Linked DNA regions of Homo sapiens: all the other regions are linked to region 1. Evidence: chromatin loops called from intact Hi-C (ENCODE). Cell type or tissue: PC-9. All regions are shown on one strand.

Evidence for each region. A loop is a pair of places that touch in the nucleus more often than their neighbours do. Peaks named below come from ENCODE experiments on the same cell type or tissue, not always from the same donor. Only the 100,000 strongest peaks of a DNase experiment are listed, where the experiment ranks them.
Region 2: a loop joins it to region 1, with 4 times the contacts of the local background. A loop is called at or near these places in 17 of 110 quality-filtered maps.
Region 3: it touches region 1 in a loop (5-fold over the local background); 2 of 110 quality-filtered maps call a loop at or near these places.

Annotation. Positions count from the first base shown.
Region 1 is chr7:34,318,059-34,326,058 of GRCh38, reverse strand. No RefSeq gene overlaps it. Among named protein-coding and RNA genes, the nearest start is that of NPSR1, 340 kb to the left of the region's middle. RefSeq lists an enhancer at 4,999-5,058. In PC-9, CTCF peaks have their summits at 4,696 and 4,902 (motif pointing left); DNase peaks (open chromatin) are centred at 4,548 and 4,948; H3K4me3 peaks cover 1,314 bases; H3K27ac peaks cover 665 bases.
Region 2 is chr7:34,138,146-34,146,145 of GRCh38, reverse strand. BMPER (BMP binding endothelial regulator) reads right to left here. Exons shown (of 15, transcript NM_001365308.1): 14 at 2,786-2,916. Among named protein-coding and RNA genes, the nearest start is that of BMPER, 240 kb to the right of the region's middle. In PC-9, no CTCF peak of the experiment used is centred here; no DNase peak of the experiment used is centred here; H3K27me3 peaks cover 655 bases.
Region 3 is chr7:34,745,226-34,753,225 of GRCh38, reverse strand. All of the region lies in intron 2 of NPSR1 (neuropeptide S receptor 1), which reads right to left. All of the region lies in intron 1 of NPSR1-AS1 (NPSR1 antisense RNA 1), which reads left to right. It also overlaps the pseudogene NCAPD2P1. Among named protein-coding and RNA genes, the nearest start is that of NPSR1-AS1, 9.0 kb to the left of the region's middle. In PC-9, a CTCF peak has its summit at 4,784; a DNase peak (open chromatin) is centred at 4,715; H3K4me3 peaks cover 449 bases; H3K27ac peaks cover 2,291 bases.

The DNA of each region.
Region 1 (8,000 bases):
AGCTAATCCAATGTGCTTATTAAAATACATAGAAATATACCATATGCCCCATAAAACGGCAAATTTTCCTAAATGGAACTTATACCACAATCAACTTGATTTTAAAAAAACTAATCAGGATTCTGTTTGGGGATGTAAACAGAAACAGCGTATGTGTGTTTATGCCTGAGCGTGCAGAGGAACATGTGTTTGAGACAGCGTACATGTGAATATATGCAGTGTGTGCCTTTGTAGGTATCTGTATTTCTGCAAGGGATATGAGAAAGGTGTTTGGGTTAAAAAAAAATCTTTAATCCTGAAAGTGGAGTGATAAAAACAAGGTATGTGTCTGTAGTCTGAGCTGATTAACAGGTTGTTCCACAGCTAAAGGAGGAGGCCTCCATGCAGCAGGACCTCAGTTGGTTTTTGTCAGTGTGCTGATGAGTGCACTGGGGTAGGAAAATTAAATTCAAATTAATCTATTTGTTGAAAACTTCCTACACACAAGATGCTGTGCCAAGTGGTTCAAGGTAAATAAAGGTGAATAAGATGTGGTTACTGCTCTCAATGTTCTCATAGTCTAGTAGAGGACATTTTAACAACTCCACAGATAATCATAATTCCTGACACAGGGTAAGAAACATCAGCCAGATAAAGAAAATTCTATGGAATGCAGAAGACAGGATATCACATTTAGATGGAAAGGTCAAAAAGCCTTCTCAAAGTTGTATTTAAGCTGGACATGAAGAAGGAATAAGATTTTGAGAAGCAGAAAAACAGATGAAGCAGAGACTATTTCAGGAAGAAAAAAAAATGCTTTAAGAAATTTTTTTTAAAAAGTGCAGATCCAGGAAAACATGGGCTGCAGGAACTGAGAGCTCCGGCAAGGCCAAAGAGACCTCAAGTCTCTTATAAATAAGTCCAATTTATTTATTTAATTCAACAAGCATTTGTTCAGGACTTCCAATGTGCCATTTGACTAGAATATAAAGTATTAATATATGTTAAAAAGTGAAAGATAAGACTAAGAAAGGGAAGGCTAAGGTAAAACAGACAGAATTTTAATTAGAAACAGCTTTAAAATGTTCTGTTTCCACTTAAGGAATGAATGAACCCAGACGTAAAATGGGTCACCCTGCCCCATAAGATCTGGTAAGATTTGCTCAAGCCATCATTCCACTCCCTGTTAAATGTCCAATGTCCTCCCCAAGAGGTTTGTGAATTCTTGGGGTAGGTGGTCTTTTTACTTCTCGCTTAGATTGTCTACTGCTCTTGAATTCTTGTTTTCACATTGTGCCCTGCAGCTATTGATTTGTGTGTCTTCCACACCTCTCTAGCCATCCCTTCTTATCTCAGGAACTAGGCTCCTGCCATTTTCCATTCATTCTTGCATCATCAATTTCTCCCGCCCTTCTGTATTATTCCAACAATACCATGGTATCTCCAAACTTAAAAACCCTTAATCTTATGTACTGCTCCAACTATTGCCTGAATTCTCTGCTACCATTTATGGAAAAACATTTTAAAATTGTCTGTTCTCAGTGTCTCCACTTCCTCCCATCCCATTCTTGCAATTTAAAAATAAATATATGGTTAAACATTTATCAAAATAATGGATACATATAGATTAAATACATTAAGTCACTGGCTTTGTCACTGGGGTGCTCCCAGATGTAAGTATCTGGGGTTCGTGTGGCTGCTCAGACTTGGAGGGAAGATGACTGTAACTCTAGGTCAGAGGCAAGGCAGTGGGATCAGGCTCGTCTGCCAGCCAGCGATCTGGAAATAGGCTAAGGAAGGCAGACTGAGGATCTCGTGCCGTATGTAGACTGGCACCAAACCCTCTACTTTGCCTAGTGTGCCTTATTTTAGCATCTCTCTAGATCTTTCCTTCTAACATGGATTGTGCTTGAGGAGGTTAGAGTTGTCATCTAGCTGTGTGGAAAGAGGAAAGGAACCTGAGTGAAAAGGTTCAGCTGTGCTGTGTACAGAACTGCAAACAAGCCTCACATCTCTGGGTGGAGGAATCTGGAGAATAAAAACAAGAAGCTGCTATCACTTTCAGGGGTGGAAAAGCAGAGGTGAAAGACCCCTGCTGCTGTTTGCAACTGTGAGCAGGAACCCAGGACTGCTGTCTGTGGAAGCTGCTGCTGGCGAAGTCCCCACCAAATACAGAAGAAAACGTGGCTTCTCCCTCCCCACTTTCTTCTTTTTCATTTTATTTTATTTTATTTCATTTCATTTTATTTTTTGAGACGGAATCTCCCTCTGTAGCCCAGGCTCGAGTGCAGTGGCGCGATCTCGGCTCACTGCAACCTCCATCTCCTGGGTTCAAGCCATTTTCCTGCCTCAGCCTCCCAAGTAGCTGGGACTACAGGCATGCACCACCACGCCCAGCTAATTTTTGTATTTTAGTAGGGGTTTCACCATGTTGGCCAGGCTGGTCTGGAACTCCTGACCTCATGATCCGCCCACCTCGACCTCCCAAAGTGCTGGGATTACAGGCATGAGCCACCACACCCTGCCTCTCCCTCCCCGCTTCCTTTTAATCTCCCAATTGCCTCCCACTGGCAAAATCTCCCCTTTTGCTCCTCCAGTATTCCACTAATTTTGTAATAAATGCCCTGAATTAAAGATCTTTTAAAAAAAATCTCAAAGTGATTGTATTTATCCAAAAGAATTAAAAGCAGTGACTGGAAGAGATATTTGCACACCCATGTTCATAGCTAAAAAGTGAAATCAACTCCAGTGTCCACTGAAGGATGACTGGATATGCAAAATACGGCATGCATATATAGTGGAATACTCTTCAGCTTTCAAAAGAAAAGACATTCTGACACATTCTCCAAAATGGATGAACCTCGAGGATATTATGCTAAGTGAAATAAGTCAATCACAAAAAGATAAAAGACAAATACTGTATGATTCCACTTATATGAGGTACTTGGAGTAGACAGAATCTTAGAGACAGAAAGTAGAATGGTGCTTGCCAGGTGATGGGGAGTGGGGGAAACAGGGAGTGTTGTGTAACGAGTATAAAGTTTCAGTTTCACAAGATGAAAAGGATGATGCAGATGGATGGTGGTGATGACTGTACAACCTATGAGTATATTTAACACCATTTAATAGTTTAAAATAGTGAAGGTGCTAAATTTTACATTATGTGTATCTTACTACAATTTTAAAAATGGAAAAAAAAATCCTGAGGTGGTTTTCATTTCTTGGTTGGATATTGACATACCCTCCCACTCCCAGCCCAGTTACTCTGCAACACCTACCATTTTGTTAGTCTTCATGGAACTTGCTGCTCTCTGAAATGACCTTGTTTACTTTTGTTTATTTACCATCTGTTCTCCCCCACTCAAGGGTAAGGATTAAGAGAGTAGGAATCTTATTTTCTTGTTCACCTCTGTATCACTAGCACCTAGAATAAAACTTGCTTCACAGCAGATTTTAATAAATATTAGTTGAAAGAATGCACACACACGAAAGGAGCCTTACACATTTTTCTTGATTTCCATAAAAAATAAGAAGGATCAACAGAATTCCTTTGTGCTGTACAGACTTTACTGATGAGTTGGGAAATAGAGGACCCCAAGTTTACATCTTGGGGTCAGTTTTTACTTTAAATCTCTCAAACACACCAATCTTCATCCTCCATTCTCTGGTCTTCTGATGCCCTCCACCCCACCTGTCGTCGGGGAATATCTATCCAAATTCATCCGGTGGAAGAACAGTTCCCTTTTCTCCAGCCCTGACTCCCAAACTCAGCTCAGGGCTTACCACTGTAACTCCAAACACTCATCAGTGTCCCCTACACAGACTGTCTCCTCTGGGTGTCCCCTTCCCACCTCTCTGCAATGGAAAGGTAGCAGCAGAGGGTTCAATTTTCTCACTGATATGAAATATGCTTCTTCTCTTAAAAGGCAAAATAACAACAATTTGTTCTGGTTTAAAACTACTTTTTTATATTATAAGTTTGCTTTTAAGTAGACACTAAATTACAAATGTGTCCTCAGATATGGAGGATAGTGACATGTAAGGACAACCCTACCTATTCTGTATCAAATAATACATTTTAAGGGAAATACAAGAAAATAGAAATATGTAGCTCAGCTCCCTGGCTCTTCTCTAAATGCATAGGCCCATTACAAAGTTAAATTAAAGGAAGGACAGCAGTGGGGGACCTGTGACACTTACTCCTTCCATCTTCTGCTTTCACGAACAAAACTCAACTCAAGTTATTTCTAAAGTCAGAAAAATTAAAACTCAAAGAAGTACCTGTGCATATATGTGTATTACACATCTTAATGGAAGACACACAATTCCAAACATTATTTGAATGTACATCCCTCAAGAAATTCACAGACTTGAGGAGCAATCTTCAGACAAGGTCGGAGACAGAAGTTCCTTTATCTCTGAGAACCAATCGCTGGGCCCGCCACTGCTAAAGGCCACTAAGAGAGAACGGAAGGGGACAGGGACTGAAGGCGGGCAGAGGAGAGAAAAATAGAAAAGAAAATAGGATTGTTTGAATACCACCAGCAATCGCCTCGGGCACATTTTCCTGCCTTAGCTGCGTGAGTCAGCCTGGCCGAACAATCTAAAAACTTCACAGGCCGGGCAGGCTGCAGGGTGCGGTGCCTACTTAGGTCCACCGTGGCCCACATGGACCTGCGACACTGCAGCCGCGCTTTCCCAGGGCCTGGGGCTGCGGGCGCCTCCCAGGCCGGTTCAAGCCACGCACCTCAGAGCGCACTGGAGAAAGTCACTACCTTATTTGCACACTAGTCATTACTGCATCCTCATCACCTCTTGGAATGAGAGTTGAAAATTTAAGCAGAGGATTTCTTTAATCAAATTCAAATGCTTTGCATAGCAAAGAAAACCGGGTCAAGGAGCTGCCGCTACAAACAAGTTCCAATTCTTAGCTAGAGCCAGGGGATAAATGTGAGCAAGTCTCCCCCTAGTGGACAGAGCGCGTCACCTTTCACTCGCAAAGACTGCCGCATCTGGGTCAGGCAGAAATTCAGGAAGAGCCAGGTGAGAAGGTGAGCTGGGAGGAGAGGAGGTAACCTTGTTATTGGAACCCACAGTCCCGCCTTGCCTTCTCAGATTTTCTTTTCAGTGGAAAAGCAAACTGCGTTGAAGTTTTTACACATCGTTTGAGAATGCTTACTCTTAAAATGTTTGTTCCTAATTCGTTGAATATGACTATATGTCTCACTATAATGGAGGGTAGCAGATCTAATGTCATTTTCTGGACTGGTTTTGAAAGGCCTAGGTCACCCCTGAGGGGGCACTCTATTTGGGGACAAGCTAAGGAGGACTGTGGCAAAGAAAGAGTGACTGGAGAAAGATGATCCTGTTTCCATGGACAAAATCAGTCCCAATGTCCTTGCCCCATGAGCAGTGACAGGTCAGCGACATCACCAGGCTGGCAGGATCCCAGGGGTAGGTTGTTCTTGCATCAGAGTCTTCCGGCCGACCCCACCCGCGTGGCAACCAACAGTCATGCTCTCTATCCTTTGCAAAGATAGACTGGACGAGCTGTCTCTGTCCAGACTAATCCTGACCAGTCTTTCCACAGTCTTCTCCAGCTATTTCTGGCCTTCAGTAGGGAAGCTTAGACTGAACTCCATAGAACAGACCTCAAAAGAGTTTCTAGGATCCTAAAATGTATGGAAAATATATATGTATGTGCACATGTTTAAGTGTATATATGAGTGTGTGTGCACGTGTGCATTTGTGCAAACTTTCTATATGCAAGCTTGCAGACTGTGAATTCATTCAATTTTCAAAGTATCTGTGGCCCAGGAAACATTATAAGTCACCCCACCAGTAAAACAAGCCATTGCAGTGATTGAAGTGCCTGGGCTGTGGAATTTGAGTGCCCAAATTCAAATCAGACTGAGATTCCTTGAGAAAGTAACCTAATAGCTGCAGCCCTTAGTTTCCTAATCTATAAAATGAGAATAATAATATAGTACATAATAATAACAATAGCACTTTATCCATTGAATTAATGGAAGGATTAAATGATATAATGCATGCAATGCACTTAGCGATTTACTTGACACATATTCATTGTTCAGTAAAGTTTGGCCTTCATTATTTATAATGAACCCCTTAAATTAGAAGCTGAGAAATGTTAGGGTCTTTAAAATTCCAGTGTGGGTAGCATACATTTTTCAATAATTTTGTGATTTTGGGATGAGATACAAGAATTATTTTTCTTTTGATAAAAACATATTCAATCTCTTTGGAACAATAAGTATGGCTCTATACAGGGTAATAAACTAGATGATAGAATTATAAATTTTAAAGCAAGTAGAAGCCTGAGTTATTACTAGTCATATCTCCTTCAATTCTGCTTTATAGGTGAGGTTATCCAGATACATCATGAAAATGACCTGCCCAGGCTATCCTGATGTTATGGCTACAGTTCAGGACCTTGATTTTTAATTATTAGCTGGCTTTACCACAGCTCTCAGAGGCCTTCCCCTATCTTCATGAGATTCTCAAAGGTCCATTAAAGAAAAAAATTGAGAATGGTTGTCCTGTGGGAAATAGACCATCATTCAGGTCTCTGCTCAAATCCCTGGCTTCCTGTTCCCTATGGCTCAAAGCGAGTTTTCTTCCTCTGAGAACTCTGTATATCACCATCTTATTACCATTTATCTCAGTCTGAAGATGCACATCATACTCCATTTTTCTCTTTGTTCCCTTAGATTTCAAACATCTTGAAAACAGGAAACATGACCTCGTATCTAATAGAATCTGACAAAATATTTCACAAAGAAAAAGATAAAAGGTATAATACAAAGGGATTAGAAAGCCGTTTATCTCATTGATGAACTCCAGCCTGAAAAACTCCAGAGGACCTAAGAAAAGTCCATTTCCCATTGCTGACTTCTTCTCCTCTCCTGGAAACAATATGAACTGGACAGACTGTGAGCAAAGCCAACAGCACAAATAAGGCTAGAGAAAAAGAAATAAAAAAAAATTGGACCCATTTTTATCTTGGGGCCAGGACTCTAAGATTTCAATGGGGCAAAAGATGAATGATTCATGCCTACAAATAGAATATATATGGCAGGAGCTTGTTCATAGGAGTATGACAAAAACTTTGTTTCTAGGCCTGGTTCCTGGACCCGGATCCCACATGAAAGAGCAAGACCAGGTGCCTGGCTTGGTTACACATCAGAGATTGGACAGGAACTAAAGGAGGGGGTGAAATCCCTAGCTCTGAAGGTTAGAGGACTTGAGGGCAGAGGTCAGGTTGGACATTATAGGGTCTTCTGTTTCTAGTCTCCCCAGTCTTGGCTTCTACTCCCATTTCCCTTGCTTCCTTCCTGCACCCCAAATTGGGTCATGATAGAAAAGAGATAGCCACACTTTCTGCTAATGCAAGAATTGTCTAGATGAAGCAAGAGTTCTCAGCCTGAGCTTAAATAGTTCTTTGATTCCCCCTGGAAGAATACACACAAAAAGTGAGCCCCAAGAACATTTGCATATTTGTCTGGGTGGAGGATTTATACATTTCATAGGATTCTCTAAGAGGTCTGTGACCCAAATGAGTTGAACGATGGCTGCTTTAGGGTCTCTCAAATCTTCACAGCTCCCCAAACTCTCCCACAGAAATTCTATTTCTTTTAGAGTTTTCGCTCAGAAGGAATATTTTTTGAATCTATTCCCTGACTTATGGTGGTTTTCACAAAGGAGACTTGCCTTGTGTCATAGACCAGGGACTGTAGACACCAGTGTGTTAGGGAGGATTCTCTAAAGTTGCTGTAAATTCTAAGCTACCGGCAGACAATGCAGGATGTCTGGAGAAACAGATTGCCTGAGATCCTAAAGGAGCCTAAATAATTCACTAACCCAAGAGAAACTCCTGAAGCACATAGCAAACTTATTGACCCCAGAGTGTTCCTTTGACATAACAGACACAGTAGCTTAAAGAAAGTATACGGTAATATGTTGACTGATAATCATTAAAAAATAACAGTAATTTATGTCTT
Region 2 (8,000 bases), 180 kb after region 1:
TGAGAGATGCTACAGATCTGTGTAAATTTATTTCTTCATGTACCAACTGTCAGTCTGTGGAAGTTCATAATGTGTGTGTGTGCGTGTGTGTATGTGTGTGTGTGTATATGTGAGAGAGAGAGAATGTGTGTGTCTAAAACATTCCCCTCCCACTGAACTTCATTTGATGGAGTTATACTTCACCCAGATGGCTCCACTAAGAACAGGTAAATGGAATCTTTCAGGAGCCATATTCCTTTTCCATTAGAAAAGTAATTTTAGCTCCAGAGACTCAGTCCCTGAAATGAAGATGCTGACATGAAATGTGTAGTCCTCAAATGCAACGTGTGCACTGAAATGGTGCTAAGTATAGCTCTGGGCCAGGAAGAGAAGGATCATATATCCTGTATCTAATATGATCCCAACAACAGCACTACCACAGCTAATCAAATTAATAGAATTCTGCTGAGCCCTGCATTATACCAGGATGGTTGGCTGGATCAAACTTGACTCCATTTATTTTATTCATTTTTCCAGTAAATTCAAGGGAAAGGGGATTCAAAATAGAGGGAGCTAGGAGTATTCAAGATGGCTGGAAGGACCCAGTTCTTCAAAAACCTCACCCTCACATATTCTACCCAGCACTGATGCATTAGGTTAGAGGTGGACCATTTGCCTCACCTTTTAGCAGCCTCAGCCACACCTTAAGTGAATTATTTTTATCGAATCAATACTTCTCTGAGAAGGGCAGCATTGATAGAGTGGCACACTTGCTGTGGAAGGTGAACTCTGATATAAAGATTGGACTTGGGTTTGCAGAGGTGGGGGCGCAACCAAAATGGAGTCAGAGGAAGGTGAAAGGGCTCTGGTGCTTTTCAAAAAACACAGACTAGTGACTGCACCAAGGGGCAGCTGAGGAAGCTTCAGCAACCCCCAAAAATCCATCATCCTACCTCCCCACAGCCACCCAAGTAAACACACAAACTAACTCAGGGGTTTCAACACTGGCTGCAGGTCAGAATCACCTAGGGAGTTTTAAAAGGTACACAAGGCCAATTGAAGAAAGACATCAGGGCATAGGGCACAGGCTTAGGTTCCTGGTTTATTTTTTAAGCTCCCAGGGTGATTCCAATGTCCAGCCAGGTTATAACTCACAGGTCTAAGTGAACGCAATGTCTGTACACTGCAATCACAGCTTCAAGGCAATTCTTAATGCTTCCTTTAACCAGTGACCACTCTTATCTTCAACCAATGTAGACATTGTGGAGTCAGCAATGGCATGGGTGGCCTTCTCTTCTGAGATGTGAGCTAAGGCTATTAAGACTAGGGTAGCATGCTGAAAATCCCAGTCTCTTTATTTCAGGTAAATCTGGCCCTTTAAAAACAAAAATTTGCCAATCCTTGAACCAGGTGACAACTATTCAGTCATTTCTCCTTCAAATCTAAATAACAACAGCAGCTACCCTTGACTGAGCATCTTCTATGAGTTGGACACTCTTTGAGATGCTTCAAGCATATATCACTAATGTTTGTAACTAGATAGCAGGTATTATTGTAAAATTGCAAATTTCTAAAATCTAGACTCTCTCCCTTCCTCTCCACATGCACTGCCACCATCTTAATTCAAGCCACCATCAGTTTTTCACCAGGACTATCACAATAGCTTCCTGCCTAGTACCCTGCTTTCAATCTTGTCCCCTTCCAATTTATTCTCTATCTAGTATCCAGGGTCATCTTTGGAAAGCAGAAAGAGGCTTGCTTACAAGCTATCAGAGGCTTCCACTTCTCTTGGAATAAAAGCTAGACTCCTTTCAAAGCCCTGCCAAGTCCTGCGTGATTCAGCTACTGCTCCTACTCCACCTTCCTCTTGCGCCCCTCTTCCCCTAGCCCACCTCAGGCTCAAACCACACTGGCTCCTCTCCACTTTGAGAGCATGCTAATAATTTTTCTCCTACCCTATGCCATCAAACATGTTTCCTCTGCATAGAATGCTTGCCCTCACTCCCTTCACTCCTTCAGGGCTAGGCTGAAATATCATCTGTAGAGAAGCCTCCCTCTTCATCCCATCTCAGCCCTCTCCAATGGTTTTCTATCACTCTGCCCTGTTTGTTTCCTTCCTCATACTTACTGTAATTTGTAAGTTTTTATTGTAGAGTTATGTTTTTGTCTGTTTCTCCCACTAGGCTGCCACTGTGTCAATGACTGGGGCTTCATCTCTTATACTCATGAAAGTACCCAGTGTCAGCACAATGCCCACTACCTAGCCACTTTGTAACAAATATTTATTGCATGAATAAAGAATTCCATTTTACAGATATCAAATAAGCTAATTTACTTGCCTGAGGCGACAACTATTATAGAAATCTCTCAGAGGGGAAAAAAATTCTACTAGGCTTTGTATAATAATCTCTAAAAAAAAGTATCTTGCTTATCCTGAAGACCTTAAATGACTGTAATTGTCCCGAATCTCCTTTGCTTCACACATAACCTAAGCCACAGCTATAACCGCCCATGAGCTAAGTATATCCAGCTGGTAGTTTGAGGTCAAGAGGATTTTGCAACAGTGGAAATCTTTAAATTGCTTAAATATGCTTGTCACAAAGCATTTATCTTAAGTGCTGTCTACCTTGCCCAGTGGGAAGTCCCTGTGTTTTATCAAGTAGCAATCCAGATGGGCTACTGGAAGGGATTTTCCTCTGGCAAGGGGGCATGTGGCCACTCATGTCAGCATCCACAAGTCTCCTCCATTGCCATCTTGGGCATTGCAGTAAACTTTTGATGGGTAGATCCAGCAGGACTTTCTTACCTGCACAATTCTGCTGAGGCTCCCAGTGGACTTTGATGCCCTCTCTCTGGCAGGCCCGGGTATATGCCAAAAATGACTCGCAATAACAGTTTTTATGGACTGGACATTCACACATGTCTGTCACACAGGACCTATAGGACCCAAAAGAGAGATAGAAACATTTAAAAATATCAAACCATAAACACCCTAAATATAACTTCAGAAAGGGTCGTAGATGGGAAAACCTGATTGGCCCATTAAAATTTGCTGTTTTAGACTGGAAATCTAAATTGGCAAAATTCTGTGTGGAACTTAAGTGCTGGATACCTTTGAACAGTGTGATATTAGATTTCCTTTCCTCTAGAGCAAGATTATCCAATAGAACTTGCTGTAAGGATAGACATGTTCTAACATCTCCACTGTGCAAAGCCACTCTCCATATTTGGCTACTGAGCACCTGGAATGTGGCTACCACAATGGAGGAACCAAGTTTCTAATTTGCTTTTATTTTAATTAACTTAGATATAAATAGCCCAATGCGCCTAATGGCTACCCTACTGGAATACCATCGCCATCTTGTGACAAGCACTGATATAAAACTAATAGACTTTACTGCAATGTTTCCAAAAATGGTAACCAACTTGATGAAAACACAAAATCCCATGGCTTTCTGAAGACAGACGATTAGAATTCACTTCTGTAATATCTTAGAATCTTAGTCTTTTAAGGAACACTGAATCTTCATTCTTCAGAATGTAAAGTGACAAATTCTAAATAAAGCAAACATTTCAGGTCTCTAATTAGACTGCAAGATGAACAGAATTGAATCAAGGTCTCTGCAGCTGAAATATGGAAATGATGGACCAGGACATAAATTGAACGGAAATGCAAACTAACAAATTTTTAAACATGTTGACCACAAAGACATAATAATGGCCTTACATTAGTGTATAATATTACAGTTTACAAAATGCTTTCACACGGAGCCTGTCACTGGATGGTAAACAAGGCATAATACAGTTTCTTGTTCCATAAATGAAGGGGTCATTTTACAAATAAATACATGGGCCCAAAGTCAGCACTTTTAAGTGGAAAAGAGCAAATTAAATTATATCTCCCAGCTTTGAAAGAGTGTCCTTTTTATTATACTACACAACAATCTCATCTTCTTCTTTCAGCAAATTTACTGCCTAACAGTTTCCAGTTAACATTTATGCAAGAGGCCTCCAAGACTAATAAAATTAAACTATCCTTATATTTTTCACAACCTTGTTCAGCAAACTCCCTTCCTCACAGAAGCTATTCAAGGCTGAACACAGAAAAAATAATATCCAAGAGTACAAGCTGCACTTACGATCTTGAAAAGTGATCATGACACTGCCACTGGACACTATAATGTCATTTTCCCATGGTGTGGGACCTGTGCACAACTGATTGTCGAGAGCAGTCAGCTACCTCTGGGTATAAAATCGACACACTGTCTGCTCTAAACAGGAATTAAACAGCAAAAAACAGATTCAAGGAGCAACAGACCCACAGTGAACCCACAAAGTTATTGCAGCCCAACACTCAAGGGCACAGTTTTGGGAAATAGGAAAAAACAGGGACAAAAGAGGAACAGATGTAAAACCCAAAGAGCCTCCTTCCATGTCAAGGACTGAGAGATTATTTGATGAGTGATACCTAAGACACGATAACCAGCACAGAAAAAGAGATCTTTCTTTCTTTGTAGTAATCATGGTTGTACTTTTTTTTTTTTTTTTTTTTTTTTGAGATGGTGTTTCACTCTTGTTGCCCAGGCTGGAGTGCAATGGTGCGATCTCAGCTCACTACAACCTCCACCTCTTGGGTTCAAGCAATATTCTTGCCTCAGCCTCCCAAGTAGCTGGAATTCAGGTGCCCACCACCATGCCAGGCTAATTTTTTGTATTTTTGGTATAGACAGGGTTTCACCATGTTGGCCAGGCTGGTCTCGAACTCCTGACCTCAGATGATCCACCCACCTCGGCCTCCCAAAGTGCTGGGGTTACAAGCATGAGCCACTGTGCCTGGCTCAAGATTGTATTTCTTAATACTTCTCCCCACTTTTATTATAGAAATCTTGGGAAATCACCTTCACTAGCAAATGCATTCAGGCATTAAACACAGTCTTTACACTGGGTAGAGACTCTGGAATTCCAAAGAGAAGCCAAATAAAGCTTGTCCTTAAAATGGCGTCTAAATGCCAGTGTATGAATCTCCCTCAATGTCATTTCCCTTTGTTGTTTCAACTTTCATTTCAGAATAACCCACACCCATCATATTTACGCTCAGACTTCACAGCGACATTTTCGGCTGCCCCAGGTTCTAACCTGTAATCCCATTCCTACTTCACTTTCCCAGTAGAATTTGTTCCCCATCCTCTCTCCTGGCCCATGGGGGTGGGTCTCTTTCTGTATACACGGCTCCCACTGCCAAGACCTGGATGGAATGGCATCTCATGGACCTGGTAAAATGATGGCACATATATGGGAAAAGGCTGGTCTCAGTGTGAGGAAATGTGTCCCCGGATTTGAGTGAATGTCTACTGTAATTCTGTAAAATTCCATGGACAATAAACAAATAAAATGTAATTTGTTCGGGTAAGGGGATTGTTAGTGAATGCTTTCCTTTTCTCTTGATTTCTACGTGTCTTATGAAGCTATTTACACAATTGAAGATAAATTACAGACAGCTAAATCCAATCATTGAGACTGTTGAGAGAAAATGTTTTCAGCACACATTGAATAACCACTGTGTACATACACTCCACCTCACCCACAGACAGGTCCCTCTGTCTCCACAGACACAATCAATGATATGCCGTTCTGTAAAACTAAGGAAGATGTGAGCTTTTTATATGATCAACCACTCATGGAGAACAATGTGTGAGAGAAAAATATTTGTCCAAGCCAGACCTTTACTTGAAAATGTTGTATGTATTTTTATAGGCTTGAAATATGTGTTTTGTCTCGGAAGTTAAAATTCATAAATGTTGTTTTTCACTTATCAAGTTGATGATTTTTACATAAAATAATGAACAGAGTTTGTGACAGAATGGAGAAGCAGTCATCCCCCTGCCCCGCTGGCAGTGGTGTGAAACTGCCAGCTTTTACACAGAGTGTTTTTCAGGGAATGTCTCCTCCAGTCCACATGGCAATGGGCTATGAGGCAGAGATTTTCACTGCTCCATTTAATAGATACGGAAGCTGAAGCTTGAAGAAGTTAAGTAATTTACTCAATGTCACAGGGCTGATCACAGATCCAGAACTGCAAACCTAGGACGACACCTTGTTTTTTTCTGATCTCAGAACCCATATTCACAGTAACTACATTCGATCTTTCTAGAGAGCAACTGAGTTATATTTATACACAGCCCAGAGAAAGGTTCTTACTCTCTGATGAAAATTTTACACCTAAGGAAATAGTAATGCCTGTGAATATAGGCTTCAAACCTAGGAATTTTCATCACAATGCTATTTAAATAGAAAAAGAAAAGGGAAATAACCTAAATTATCCATAATAAGGGCCGAGCTAGATAAATTCAGGTGACTTCTGTGATGAAACACCCTACAGCCATTACAATGAAGTTTTGAAAATATATTTTTAAATATGAGGAAATGTTTGGGAAGGATTAACTGAAAAAAAAGAGAAGGATAACAAAATTGTGTTTCAACATCGTGTCATCACACAATGAAAACAAGAATAACTGAAAACAGATACGACCAAATCCAACGGAAAGCTCGGTGTGGTGGATTGCGGTTCTCCTTAATTTTCTTACCTGTATTTTCTACATAGGCCTGATTCCTTTGTTATTTTGCCAATTCTGTTACAATAGAAACCCAAAGAGTCAGGCAGGCACTGTGAATACATATCACTTTTCTAAAAAGGGAAACATCACAGTTTACTTTTAATACTACACAAAAGAATATCATGAAAGATATTAATATTGAAATCAGAATTTCAGAATGATAGTGGGAAAGTAAAGAATGGGAGTAAATGAGAGCTTCTATTTGTAGGTCTTAGTTATTCAACGTTCCTCCAGCTAAAATCTGCCCAATCTGTATTTTGGCAGCCTCTTGATACAGACTTCGGCTGGATTCACTTTGCGTTGCCCTCACACTTGTATTTCATTGGTCTACTAATGTGGTGGTGGAATAGATAATGGAATAATTTTGCATGCTTCTGTTGGTTACAAAGGAATTTATTAAGAGAAAAATAAAAGCATCTTCAAATGCACTTCAAATTTTAGGGAGGGACAAAACAATTGTTATTCAACTATTCAATTCATGTTTATCACACTTCATAATTCAGTGTGAGGAAAATCTAAGTTATGACACAGTGAAGTTGAGTTCTTCTGTGTTTATGGAAGATCGTTGTCCTTTTCTTAATCAGTATGCACCCATAGTCTACATTTATATTCATTTTACAGAATAAGTAGCAGAATTTTATCACTTCTGGGAGTGACTGAGATTTATGGCTTTGGTACCTCTGCTGTCATGACATTGTTCTGTCACATTTATGTTCTGTTTGATGGTGAGTTGGTCAGGAAACACGGCTGCCCAGTGTGCTCCAGTGGGAAAACACAGGTTGCATTACTCTGAGCTTTTCCAGGAAAGCTCTGCAGGTGAAGAGTGCCTGCCTGACTGGTTTCTATTGTAACGGAATTGGCAAAATAACAAAGGAATCAGGCCCCTGCAATCCCCTTAAAGCATACTGTCTGTCACAGGAGCTTCAAATTAATGTATCTAGAAATGGTTTCCTGATTCATCTGCCCCACTCCTGGCATCTTGCCTGGCAGCCAAGAGGTTCAGGGTTCAGGTAGGACTCTTGTTCTGTGTGGTTAACACAGCTGCTCAGTGCCACAATAGGGCAAGAGAAGGCCCAGAGCTGCTGCAGGGGCCCAGGGAGCTGGCACCAGGCTGGGCAGCGCTTTGTCACACATCCACTACCTCCCTTCTCTCAATGTTTGATGTTTGTGTGTCATGTTTCAATGACTCCTTGAAGGCATGTTTTAACCCTGTTCCTCATAGCACTCGGCACGGTAGTGGGATCAGAACTGACCTGTGGTCAGTTCCCTCCCTGAAATCCAATTAAACACAACTCATCTGCAGAGAAGCCTTCAGAACTATTTTCCCGCATCAAACTACAGCTACTGCCTCCTGAAAACTCTACACCAGAAACCATTAGACACATGTGGTTATTTAAATTGGAATTT
Region 3 (8,000 bases), 430 kb before region 1:
TCAGCATCTCCAAATGTTAGTCATCCTCTAAGGCCCAATACAAGCTCCACCCACTCTGTGAAGTCCCCATCGTGTTGCCCTGGAGGACCCTGATTTTTGCCACTTCCTGTAGTGCTTCTTTAAACACTCATCAATTACTATTGATTGCTGACTATTTGGTTTCAGACACAATGCTATGTGCTGAGAATGCAAGGAAGGAAACTCCATTCCTATCTTCAAATTGCTCACATTCTAGTGTTTCAGGGAGTTGGGAAATAATTAAAATACAGTGTTGCACGATATTTGTCCAAAAGAGGGATGATTGGCAAAATCTTCTGGGAAGGAAGCAAGCGGACTAGGCAGGCTTCACAGAGTGCCTGTTCAGCTTTGTGTCTTGAGGAATGAGTAGTGCTTTGCTGGAGAGATCAGGTGAGAGAAGGGCATCCAGGTAGAGAGAGCAGTGTGTGCAAAGGCATGAAGTAAGGACCACAGGTTGTCATTTACTTATCATTTAATATGTCATTGAGTTTACTAGTCTTTCCAACTAGATTGTGAGAGACTCGTGGAGAATATTCCTAATTCAGGCTTCTCATTCCCCTTCCCCCAAACATCTAGTAAAATTCTGGACACTCATAATTGTGGCAGGCCAGGTGTCACTGACAACTCTTTCAGTACTGACTGAGTGGTTAAGTTAAATATTAAAAGCCAGTGCCCCTGTACGAAGGCTGGAATGTAACAAAAGCCCATCAAGAGTTTTACCTAGGCCTTTCCTGGGACTTAAGGCATGACAAAATAACAAAGGAATTCTTAACAGGACCCATTTAGGATTAAACAAGTTTCACTGGGGGTCTAAGGAAACTCCTTAGGCCTCCACAAACAAGTTTATTGGAGGTCTGAAGGAACTCCCAAAACCTCTGTAATTTAGCAGGAGACAAGATAAGGGTAATCCCCCCAGCACCTGGACCCATTTAGATTAAGTAAATTTACTGAGGCTCCAGAGGAAGGTATTTAGGACTCAGACCTTGGTTATAGATTAAAAGAAGTTAACCATTTACATCTTTAGATGAATGCATACCTTACACGTAGACATATAGTTTGGAAGGTATATAAGCTCTGGAAAACTTTGTAATTTTAAGTTGGTCTGGCAATAATTTCCAGGCCTTCTCCCCGTCACCGGTTGCAGAAAATAAAACTCTCTTCCGAAGTTTCCACAGGACTACCGGCTGGCCCAGCAGGTGTGCCATGCCATCGCCAACATCTCTGACAGTAGAAAGACTTCTCTGGGCAAACGTCACCCCCACTTCCAGTTGCCTCAGGAACACAAGTTGTTTGAGTGACTGCGGGAGACGGTCCCGAAAGGCTTTGTCCACCAGACCCACTCTGGATCCCATTCAAAGAGGTGGCAGTGACCCTCATTTACCAACTGGCAGAGAGTCCCACAGTGATCTGTGCCCAGATATGGCAGGGCTGTGCAAAACAGGCCCTGGAGAAGCTAGAAGAGAAGAGAACCAGTCAGGGGGACCCGAAGGAGTCTCCCACAATGCTCCCCACTTTCCTGTTGATGAACCTCTTGTCCCTGGCTGGGGATGTGGCTCTGCAGCAGCTGGTCCACTTGGAGCAGGCAGTGAGTGGAGAGCTCTGTCAGCGCCGAGTTCTCCGGGAAGAACAGGAGCACAAGACCAAAGATCCCAAGGAGAAGAATACAAGTTTCGAGACCACTATGGAGGAGGAGCTGGGGCTGGTTGGGGCAGCAGATGACACGGAGGCAGAACTAATCCGCGGCTTCTGCAAGATGGAACTGTTGGATGGCAAACAGACACTGGCTGCCTTTGTTCCACTCTTGCTTAAAGTCTACAACAACTCAGGCCTCTATAGCAACCCAGACCTCTCTGCAGCTGCTTCACCTACCCTTGGCAAGTTCTGCATGATCAGTACCACTTTCTGCAACTCCCAGCCTCATCTTCTGTTCACCATGCTAGAAAAGTCTCCACTTCCCATTGTCCGGTCTAATCTCATCGTTGCCACTGGGGATCTGGCCATCCACTTTCCCAATCTGGTGGACCCCTGGACTCCTCATCTATATGCTCACCTTCAGGACCCTGCTCAGCCAGTGTGGAAAACAGTGGGGCTGGTGATGACTCCACCTGATCCTCAAGGACATGGTGAAGGTAAAGGGGCAGGTGAGTGAGATGGCCATGCTGCTCATCAACCCTGAGTCTCAAATTGCTGCCCTGGCCAAGAAGTTCTTCAATGAGCTCTTCCACAAGGGCAATGCAATCTATAGTCTCCTTCCAGATATCATCAGCCACCTGTCAGACCCCGAGCTGGGGGTGGAGGAAGTGCCTTTTCACACCATTATGAAGCAGTTCTTCTCCTACATCATCACCAAAGACAAGCAGACAAAGCCTGGTGGAAAAGCTGTGTCAGCGGTTCCACACAGCCTAAACTGAGCAGGTGCAGCAGGACCTGGCCTACTGTGTGTCACAGCTGCCCCTCACAGAGCAAGGCCCTTGCAAGATGCTTGGCAATTTTGACTGTTTTGGAGATAAACTGTCAGATGAGTCCATCTTCAGTTCTTTTTTGTCAGTTATGGGCAAGCTACAACATGGGGCCAAGCCTGAGGGCAAGGCTATAATAGATGAATTTGAGCAAAAGCTTCAGGCCTGTCATGCCAGAGGTTTGGATGGGATTGAGGAGCTTGAGATTAACCAAGCAGGTAGCCAGAGAGCCCCAACAGCCAAGAAACCATCCACTGTTTGTAGGCACCAGCCTCTGGCTTCTGCAGCCTCAGACAATGACTTCGTCACACCAGAGCCCCGTCGTACTACCCATCGGCATCCGAACACCCAGCAGCGAGCTTCCGAAAAGAAACCAAAAGTTGTCTTCTCAAGTGATGAGTCAAGTGAGGAAGATTTTTTAGCCTAGATGACAGAAGACAGGACACCCAAGAAAATAACCCCCATTCTCAGAGCATCAGCTCGCAGGCACAGATCCTGAGAAGTCATCTTGCCTGTTCCTTTCCTCCCTGTGCAGGGTAACTTGTAGGGTGACCTAGAATTCTAATTCTGTTCCCCTTGTAGAATATTTGCCTGTCTCCTTTTTTGAAAAAAAAAAAAAATACATACACGATCTTTAAAATGCAAGGCCTTTCTCTTAAATTAGCCTAACTGAACTGCATTGAGCTGCTTTCACTTTGGAATATATGTTTGCCAGTCTCCTTGTTTTCTAATGAATAAATGTTTTTATATACTTAAAAAAAAAACTCTCTTCCTCCCCAGTTCATCTGCATCTCATTATTGGGCTACAAGAAACAGCAGCCCGACCCTATTTGGTCCAGGAACAATATTGGATAGAAATAAAAGACTAAGGGCAAACACAGAAAGAGTCATCTTAAAAGATTTAATTAAGTGCCTGAATTTAAAACATTCAACAGATCCCCATTCTTAGAATGGAAATTTCTCATCAGCCTTGGAATATGACGGAAACCTTCTAAGGATACGAAATTGAACTTTAATTGTGTCAGTTATTACAATAATCAGGGCCAAGCTGTGATTGGCAACTTGTCTCCCTTGTACTTTCTGCCCTTACTCAACAACCCCCTCTTGGGCCCCCAGGGCTTGCCTCTTAGGAAGATGTGAATTATTTTGAGTGTAATTGGGCTTGGCCTATGATATAGTCATTATCTGAATCCATTGTTTGCCAGGTAATTGCTTTGTGACTTTGGGCAACTTACTTAGATATCTTGGGTCTTAGTTTCTACCTTATAAAATTAGGGTGGGTATACTTACTTTGTGAAGATTAAATGTCCCACGTGTTTGGAACATTATAGGCTCCCAATAATGAACATCTTCCTTTACCTCTCCTCACTTCCCCTTTCTACCCCCTTCCCTTTATCCTTGAAAGATTTAGAAAGAGATTTTTAGGAAAAGGGATAAGGAGCTAGAGAATCAAGAGAAATGTTAAGACATTTTGCTGTGTACTGTGTTTCATGCCTTTTTCCACACATTCCCCCATTCCCAGGCATTAAGACTGAGGTTGAAGGTTTGGGGTACAACATCAAACTGAGAGTGGCCACACAGAGGCTCAGCTTTGTTTGGGTCATGAACATTGCAGAGGGAGAATCAGGTATTATTTATTTGGGAGAAGAGACCATTCAGGGGGCATGGCGCCTGTCACACACTCTTTCAAGGGCTGTCACCTGGGAGAAGCATTAGACTTTGGACTAATTCAAGGCTGGGCTCAGGGTCTTTTCTCAGTAATATCTTAGAGTTTCCAAGTAGCTTGCCTTAGAAGGAGGTGATTATCCCATCACTAGAGGTTGTTAAGTAAAGATCCTCAGTTCCATTGGTCACAGATTCAGGTACTGGGGGGAAGATGAATGCAATGGCCTATGCTATGCCTCCCAGACATAAGTGTCTAGGATTCTATTGTGATTGACAAATATGCCCCCTTCCGCCAATCCCACTCCCAGGCAGGATATTTCCCCCACTCCAGCAAAGCCTCTTCCACCTGCTCCCCCAGCACCTCACGCACACAAACTGAAAGAGTTCTCAGTTGTAAACAAATCAAACTGGTGAACTCATTCTCCAGGGCTAGTGACTGAAGCCACTTACTCTCTCAACAGCATTTTAATAGGGACATCAAACCTTGGCCCAGGAGTGACTCAGTAATGTAGGAATTCCCGGTTGTATGGCATGCAGAGAGGAACAGAATGGGCTGGCAGCTTGCCCAAGGTCACACAGCCCAGAGTAAATAAAACCCAGCTGCCACCACCCCTAGTCTCATGCTCTGGCCCCGTCCTGAGGCTGCTTTCTGTCTGGTCACCCTGGGGACTTCCTGCCCCAATCCCAAGCTGTGCTGGTGACTGTGGCATGGCCTGAGTGTGAAGTGGCTGTGATGGTGAGACCTGAAATAGTCCTCCCTTGCCGCCAGACGCTGGCATGAAGAATAGCAGCTTCACAGAGGTTTGATCAATAGATATTATGCGAATGCTTAGAGCAATAACATTCCTCTCCATTACCAGGCTAACACTCCCAGTAAAAAGTATGCCTTGATCCTGATGGTTTTATATTTTCTGGTTTGTCAGACTGAGATCAGGGTCTAACTGATGCCTATATGAAAGCATAACAGGTACATGACTGGCAGAGGTCCAACTCCTTTTTCTCTGAATTAGAGGCCCTTTTGCTGTGAGCTGGCAAGAGCTCCAGCTCTGTGCATGTCAATTATGTTCTCTGGCCAAAAGCCTTGCTGCACAGTAAACATGACTGGAGGCACAGTGAGCCTCATTTGTGATACGGTCCCCATATAAAGAAGGCAGAGAGGCAGCAGTGTCCAGATCCCTTCTTTAACTCGTCCCACCCATCACCCCAGGTATAGGGTCCTGGAATCTGAGCATTCATTATATATTTGTTTGTAGTTGTATAATAAAAATAAGATTTGTCGTGTTCTAAAACTGAAGTTAATTGCTAGTAAAAACTCCTACTCTGCTGGATATCAAAAACTTAATTGCAGTCAATTAAGTGTTTACTCTTTGTCCTTGTAGTCATCTTTAAGCTTTAGAAAACTCATGCGGTATCCAGTCACATGCGTGCGTGGGTGCTCGTGCACGTGTGTGTGTGTGTGTATGTGTGTGTGTGTCTAAGATGCCTGGTTCTTGGTATCATCTGTTATCATTGACATCTATTAAGATATCTCTGATTCCACCTTGCACTTAGCTGTCAGCAGATCAAAGTGGTGCCTCCTTGTTCCAAATGCAGGGCCTTCTTGGGCCACGGGCTTTGTCACAAAGGCATGGCTCTTGTTGCACAGAATAAGTACATTCTTCTGATCCCTGCACCAGGCTGCAGGTGCAGAGACCCACAAGTGGCTGTTTCAAGCTCTCTGCCTAGACACTCGCATAGGCATTTCTTCTCACTTTCAATATGCAGAAGAGGGCCCCTGTGCCTTACTCGCTCTCTGGACTGTCTCTTGAGAAAGTGGGTAGGGTGGGTTACAGATGCCCTTGCTTGTGATGTTCTCCAACCTGCAGCTCCTATTTCATGCCCCAAATCCTCTTCAGTGTCTGCCTTAGGGTTAAGGTCTCTCTCTTAGAAATGCCTCTTTTTTTTTTTTTTTTTTGTTTTTTTGGTGGAGTCTTGCTCTGTCGCCAGGCTGGAGTGCAGTGGCGCAGTCTCGGCTCACTGCAACCTCCACCTCCCAGGTTCAAGTGACTCCCCTGCCTCAGTCTCCTGAGTAGCTAGGACTGCAGGTGCGTTCCACCATGCACAGCTAATTTTTGTATTTTTAATAGACACGGGGTTTCACCACGTTGGCCAGAATGGTCTCGATCTCTTGACCTCGTGATCCACCTGCCTCGGCCTCCCAAAGTGCTGGGATTACAGGCAAGAGTCACCGCACCCAGCCAGAAATGCCTCCATGTTTAAGCTCTTGTCTCCTCCTCCCTGCATACTCCTCACTCTTTCCCATTCTTGGATCCAGGTAGCCTGGTTTTCATTTTTCCTTCTAAATCACTTGAAACTCAAGACCAAGAAATAGGCTACTTTGTTTTTCTCATTTCCTAATTAACCTGCATTGTGGCAGTAAAAACCTCATGATACAGTTTTCCAAATAGAGAATTATGTAATGATAGAAATGCTAAGACAGGGATGGGTGGAGGGAGAACACTTGGTTAAGAAGCAAAAATATTACAGCAGGTCTCCCCTTATCTGTGAGGGATATGTTTGAAGAGTTCCAACTGCAGATAGTACTGAACTCTGTATATACCATGTTTTCTTTTATACATACATACATAACTATGATAAAATTTAATTTATAAATCAGGCACATAAAGAAATGAACAACAATAATATACTGATACCATATGATAATGATAAATATATGCTGTAATAAAAGTTATGTGAATATGGGGTCATTCTCTCTCAAAATATCTTACTCTATTGCACTATTAACTGAAACCATGGAAAGTGAAACTATGGATAAGGGAGGACTACTGAATACAGCTAGTTTGATTCTTTCATTGCTTACAATCTTTTTTGATCAGAATTGCAGAGAAAATTAAGCTCCATGGAAAATAATTTGAGCTTTCATTTTCTCAATTTTTCCAAGGTTGGTATTGAGGTAGAAACATTTTGGAGGCACAGGAAAGAAATAACTGATTGTATCGATGGATGCTTTAGTGAAGTGGTTCTGAGTGTGTAGTCTGAGGACCTCTGAGGGTCACTAAGACTCTGAATCCATTAGGCAAAAACTATTTTTATAATTAATACTAAGACTGTATTTGTCTTTTCACTTTCATTTTCTCATGAGTGTACTATGGCTTTTGGAAAACTCAAATGTATAAACATGAACACCTGTGTACACACAGAAATCAGATGTGCAAAGATTGCATATATTGGGAATATCAGATAAACAGTATTACATAATATTTAAAAATAGGCCGGAGATGGTGGCTCACACCTGTAATCCCAGCAATTTGGGAGACCAAGGCAGGAGGACTGTTTGTGACCAGGAGTTTAAGACCAGCCTGGGCAACAGAGTGAGACCCTATCTCCAGAAAAAAAAATTAGCTGGGCTTGGTGGTGCACACCTATAGTTCCAGCTACTTGGGAGGCTGAGATGGGAGGATGGCTTGAGCCTAGGAGTTCAAGTCTGCAGTGAGCTGTGATCATGCCAGTGCACTTCAGCCCTGGTGACAGAGCAAAACTCTATCTCTAAATAAATAAATTAATAGATAATATATTGAAAGAAATTAAGCAGAAAATTGCAAGTTTGATGAAAGAGGAATTCTCTAATTGACTAGATAAATTTAAGAACAAAGTAGAACTTTTAGAAATGAAAAAATAATTGTAATAAAGTTAGAATCTCAATGAATATGTTGATTATAAGGTTGGAACCAATAAAAAGAGAAATAGTAAACTTGATGATTGGACCAAATAAATTACTCAAAAAGCAATAGAAAGAGACAAAGAGATAGACCAAAGAGAAGTGAAGAGGCATAATGAATAGGATGAGAAAGTCCAACA